Regions from separate parts of the Mus musculus genome. Here region 2 is linked to region 1. Evidence: chromatin contacts called from ENCODE POLR2A ChIA-PET data. All regions are on one chromosome and are shown on one strand. The core of a region is the stretch at or near the end of the contact, and the rest is flanking DNA. Distances in the headings are between cores, read along the strand shown.

Region 1 (2,618 bases), core at 37-2,536:
AGAGGGGTGTTTCAGTATTGTAAGGAAGAGTGTCAGAAAGTTTACCAAAGGCTAGAAAGGGAGTTTCAAATTTTCAGGTTATCCAAGAAAAGTTTGAGAAGAATAGAGGCTATGAGGAAACTTTTTTGGAGTCCGTACACTATTCTTAAAACATGTGGTGTGTGTTACTGGAAAGGATTTGGGATACAGAAGACAGGCTTTGGAAGAGGTTTTGGGAATATGAGAGGAACTCTGGAGATTTTCAAGATTAGAAGGTGTAGAGGCTGAGGAGAAAAGGGCTGGGGTACATGAGATTACCTCTAGAGCATTCCAAGCTGGGGAATATTTGTGTAACATGAGTTTGGAAATCTATAGAAGGGTCTAAGAAATATGAGAAGAGGACAGGGCGTATATAGGAGGTGGAAGCAAAGAGAGGAGAGGAGAGGGTCCTCTAGGTGAGTTTTGGCATCTAAGAGCACTTCCTGAGTATCTGAGGACGACTGTTCTGGGATATGCAAGCTCTTTAAGGATGATGTAGTGTTCACCAGGGACATCCTGAAGAATTTGGGGATAAGAGTGAAAATCTCTAAGACTTTTGGAATGGGGAGAGGTAGAAGGGTAAATTCTTGGGGGTATTTGAAGAAGTCTGAAGGAGAGATGACTTGAATATGTGATGCAGATGGGGGGGGGGTTAGATGCAGAGAGTATCTGGGGGCGGTTTAGGGGCTTTAAGGTTCTTCCTGGGGGAGATGCCTGGAATATCTGTGCTGTGAAGACAGATGACGAGTAGCCACCAAGGAATGTGTTGCGATTCAGGAGGAAGATGTGAGGAGAGAACCAAGGACCAAAGGGCGGGGATCCACAGGGAGCGTCCCCAGAGGAGGCAGTTGAAAGCTGAGGGTGGTCTCCGGGGAGGCCGCTGGAGTCGTGCGGGAGGACCAGGCAGATGTGTGCCGAGTCAGGACAGAAGTCCCCGGGCCCGGCCCCTCGGCTAGCCCCAGGGCGTGACGGTTTGGGAGGGAAACTGAGGAAGGGGCCCGGGTAGGGAGAAACGGGCTGAGTGCGGAACCCTAAGGGGTCCTCCAGGATCCTCCGGCCTCCCGAGGCCCGAGTCAGCCGCCCGCCGCAGCCCGCGGCGCGGGGTCCCTGAGGGGGCGGGGCCGGCCGCGCGGCCTGGGTCGCCCTGAGGGGAGCGCCGCGCGCCTCGACCGCCGCCGCCCCGCGCCCGCCGGCCCGGCCTTGCCCGAGACTCACCGCCTCGGCCTCCGCCGCCGCCGCCGCCACCCGCACCTCCTCGGGCAGCCGCCGCCACCCGCGCCGCTGCCGCCGCCGCCGCCGCCGCCGTCGCCCCCTCTCTGGCCCGAGAGCTCCCCTCCCTCCTCCCGCACCGACCACCGCCGCCGCCGCCGCCGCCGCCGTCGCGCTGCGTCACCGCGCCGTGCGTCACCGCCCCTGGCCCCGCCCCGGAGGGCCACTGTGCGCCAGCATTAGCTCACACCCTATTGACAGACGGTGAGCCCAGCCAACTGGCGGCGAGGGCAGACCGAAGGGTGGGAGGTGTGCGGCAAGAAAGGCGGGGTCTTGGCCTGGAGGGGAGCGACAGGGCTGGAAGGAGGCCTGAGAGGCCCGCCCCCTCCTCACTACGATTGGTCTGACGAGAAGGTGACGGACAGACGGACAGGCCCCGGGCGGAGAGCAGAGGGCCGGGAAGAGGAGGGGCGCGCGCCGCGTTGCCCCGGGCAACGGTCTGGCGAAGCCCGCGATTGGACCTACGGACCCGCAGGGGGCAGTCTCGCGCCGGTCTAACTCAGTAGCGGCGAACCCAGTCACAATTCCTCATTCTGGCGTTCAAGGACCCCCTCCTCTCCGCCCCTCGGTCACACCCCGCCCAGGGTTTGTGTCCGGTAGTACCATCGCCCTTTGGGATGACAATGCTGCCTCCTGGCTCCTGGTATCGATCGGCCGCGCCTCAAGTGACACCTCAAGATGAGCGAGGTCGACCCTTTAAGGGTGGAAAGAGATAAGACCCCACACATAAGAGGCTGTCAATAAATGGAGATTGCTTCCATCACTCTTGTCGTGATCTTAGTCCATCCACAAACTGTCCTGCGCTGGGGTGAACTGACTGGAAAGGGGCCGGCTCTCCAGAAGGGTGACAGCAACGTGGCTTGTTCCGAGAACTCCAAGAAATACAGTCAGGGTGGAGTGTCGAATTTACGACAGGGAGTGGTAGGAAATGAGCTGCGGCTAGATGTTTGGCCACTGGAGGGAGTATGCACTTGTGCTAAAGGCACAGCGACTAGAGTGACGGGGCCAGTAAGGTCTTGGGGACTTGGGAGTTTGGAAGGGACGCCTCTAGCTTACATAGGGAAGTGGGGTGAGAAGGAATGAGACACAGAAGAGAGAACCCAGGGAGCTACCTGGGGAGTTGGGGCGGGGTTGCATCTGGAAGGGACCTTGGGGAGGGAGGAGGTGCGAAGTAGGCGGGACACTCAGGTGGCCCATTGAACTAGCCTTTTGCCACTGGCTGGCCACAGGGCGGAAGAGAAAAGTCCAGGACAAAGCCCTCTGGGAGATTGGGTCCCAGAGGAGAAGCTCAATGTGGGACAGCCAACACTGAGGTCAAGACCATTGCCCCA
Region 2 (2,618 bases), core at 75-2,574, 97 kb before region 1:
TGTCATCTCAGGAATCTCATCACTTGGGAGGTAAAGGAAAAACAAAGGCAGCTCTCAGGAGGCAGAGGCAAGCAGATCTGAGTTCAAGGCCAGCCTGATCTACAGAGTGAGTTCCAGGACAGCCAGGGCTACACAGAGAAACCCTGTCTCGAAAAACCAAAAAAGAAAAAAAGAAAAGAAAACAAAACAAAACAAATAAAATCCAAAGTATACATATTTCAGATCTTGGAGGATTTTTGGATTATTTGCACATACACAATAAGGTACCTTGGAACGGGACAATACATGAAATTCATATATCTTTCATATATACTGTGCACAGTCATTTAACACAGTATTTTTAGTGCACTAGTGTTGACTTTGACCTGTCATATGTGGAATTTTCCATTCGTAGCATCGACAGAAGACTAGAAAAGTTACAAAATCATCTGGATTTTCACACTAGGATGCTGAACCTGGGAGTCTCTCATATTTACTGGCTATATTTATTCACAGTAGCAAATTCACATTCACCCATCAGTTGTCGATTTACATTTTAAAATCTGTTAGCAGGAGCCCAAGGACAAAGACTTGTACAGGCTGGCACACAGTAGGCAATACATACACACTTCTGGAACAACTGGGGATACCTAAAAACACAAACACGAAAGAATCCTAAGAGCTGGGGCTGTCCACCTAGCAGGGCCCTGAACTCAATCCTAGCATCGCAAGTGATAAAAAGTAAACCGAAAGAAACAAATCAGATGAAAGCCAACCGTGGACCTGGCGCACCCCCACCTTCTGGACGCTGCCCCTGCGCTCCACGCTGACTTGCACACTCGTCCATCTCTCCCGACAATCTGGAACCACCCTCCCCCCCAGCCGTTCCGAGTCCCCGGCTCCCCCAGGGCCCTCTCTGCCCTGCCCCTGTCCCTGTCCCCAGGCGCAACGTCTCCCCTAAGAATCCCAGGCACCGACCTCGGCCTCCTCCGCCTCGCTGCTGCGCTCGCTGTCCTCCTCCTCGGAGAAGTTGCTGTCTTCGCTGTCCGACATCTTCCGCAGCTGCAGAGGAAGACCGCGGCCTCAGGGCGTCGCGGAACCAAAAGCGCCACCCCCAAGCCTCAGTTTCCCCGCAAGGTAAACCGGGGGAGAAAATCCCCAGGCGCACTTCCGGCAGCCTGGTTCAGGCGGTCGCGAACCCGCGTTGTTCGGGCTATGGCAGCTAGCACACCCGGCCCTGGCTGCGGCCGGCACACGTCCTGAACCTCCGCCAGCCCCGACCCCCGCTCCGGCCCCTGCCTGCCGTCCCACGCCCGCTCACCGATCGCTTGCCACCTGAAGCTTCCGCGCCAGCTGCGGATCACACAACGCCTAGCTGGCCTGAGCGCTCTCTCGCGAGAACTGGCGCGTCAGTCTCACCTAACGCGAGACTTTAGGGGCCTGCTCTGAGGGCGGCCTCTTGGAGCCGCCATCTCCGGAGTGGCCAAAGTGGTTTACGCGGACTGTACGGCCGCCATCTTGAGAAGGTCGAAAAGTAATCGGCTTCTCCTAACCCAGAGCTGAATCGGGTGAACTGTTGGCTCGTCCGTCCTCTAAACTTCCCTCGGAGGTGTCAGAGGTGACGGGACAGAGATTCGGCTTCACACCGCCACCCTCGGCATTCTGAGGAGTTCCCCTAGATTTTTAGGGACCTAGACTCAGGTTAAATCCGAATTCCTGGCGATGCTCAAAACAATCTCAAAACTTGTTAGTTTAGCGCGGCACAGTATTGTGTTATTAATGATCTGGTTTGTTTGTTTGTTTGTTTGTGTGATAAGGCCTTACTTTGTAGCCTGGCTAAATCTCAGACTCACAAAGATAAGCCCATGTCTGCCTCTGCCTCCCTGGTACTGAAATTAAAGGCGTGTGCCACCATGCTTACAATGAAAGACACTTTAATACGGATTTAAGACTGAAGGCGGGAGCTGGTGAGATGGCTCAGTGGTTAAAAGCGCCTACTGCTCTTCCGAAGGTCCTGAGTTCAAATCCCAGCATCCACATGGTGACTCACAACCATCCATGACGAAATCTGATGCCCTCTTCTGGAGTATCTGAGGACAGCTACTGTGTACTTACATATAATAAATAAATAAATAAATCTTAAAAAAAAAAAGAAGAAGAGGAAGAAGAAGAAGAAGAACTGAAGGTGGACAGGCGAGCCAGGAGTTATGCACAAAACCATCACATTTATTTAATTCCGGACAGCCAAGGTTACACAGTGAAACACTGTAACCAAAACAAAACAATAAAACCTAAACTGGAGAGTTGGCTCAACCGCCAAAGAACGCTGGCTGCTGTGGAGCTGTGGTCAATTTCCAGCAGCTCACAACCCGCTTTCACTCCAGTCTCAGGGGAGCTAATGCTCGCCCTCTTCAGGCCTCGGCTGACATTGAATATCCACAGACATAAAAATTCAAGACAAGCCGGGCGGTGGTGGCGCACGCCTTTAATCCCAGCACTGGGAAGGCAGAGGCAGGCGGATTTCTGAGTTCGAGGCCAGCCTGGTCTACAGAGTGAGTTCCAGGACAGCCAGAACTGCACAGAGAAACCCTGTCTCGAACCCCCCACACACAAAAAAAAATTCAAGACAGAAAGTTAAT

Evidence for each region. ChIA-PET counts read pairs that join two places held with the same protein, here RNA polymerase II (POLR2A).
Region 2: POLR2A ChIA-PET joins it to region 1 with 20 read pairs in embryonic stem cell. The contact joins the promoter of Supt5 here to the promoter of Samd4b in region 1. POLR2A ChIA-PET finds 5 or more read pairs at or near these places in 3 of 5 experiments (Patski and embryonic stem cell).

Annotation. Positions count from the first base shown.
Region 1 is chr7:28,434,905-28,437,522 of GRCm38, forward strand. Samd4b (sterile alpha motif domain containing 4B) reads right to left here and starts at 1,287. Exons shown (of 13, transcript NM_175021.3): 1 at 1,234-1,287. It also overlaps a transcript of Gmfg not described here.
Region 2 is chr7:28,337,395-28,340,012 of GRCm38, forward strand. Supt5 (suppressor of Ty 5, DSIF elongation factor subunit) reads right to left here and starts at 1,325. Exons shown (of 30, transcript NM_013676.1): 1 at 1,301-1,325; 2 at 958-1,041. The coding sequence starts at 1,032.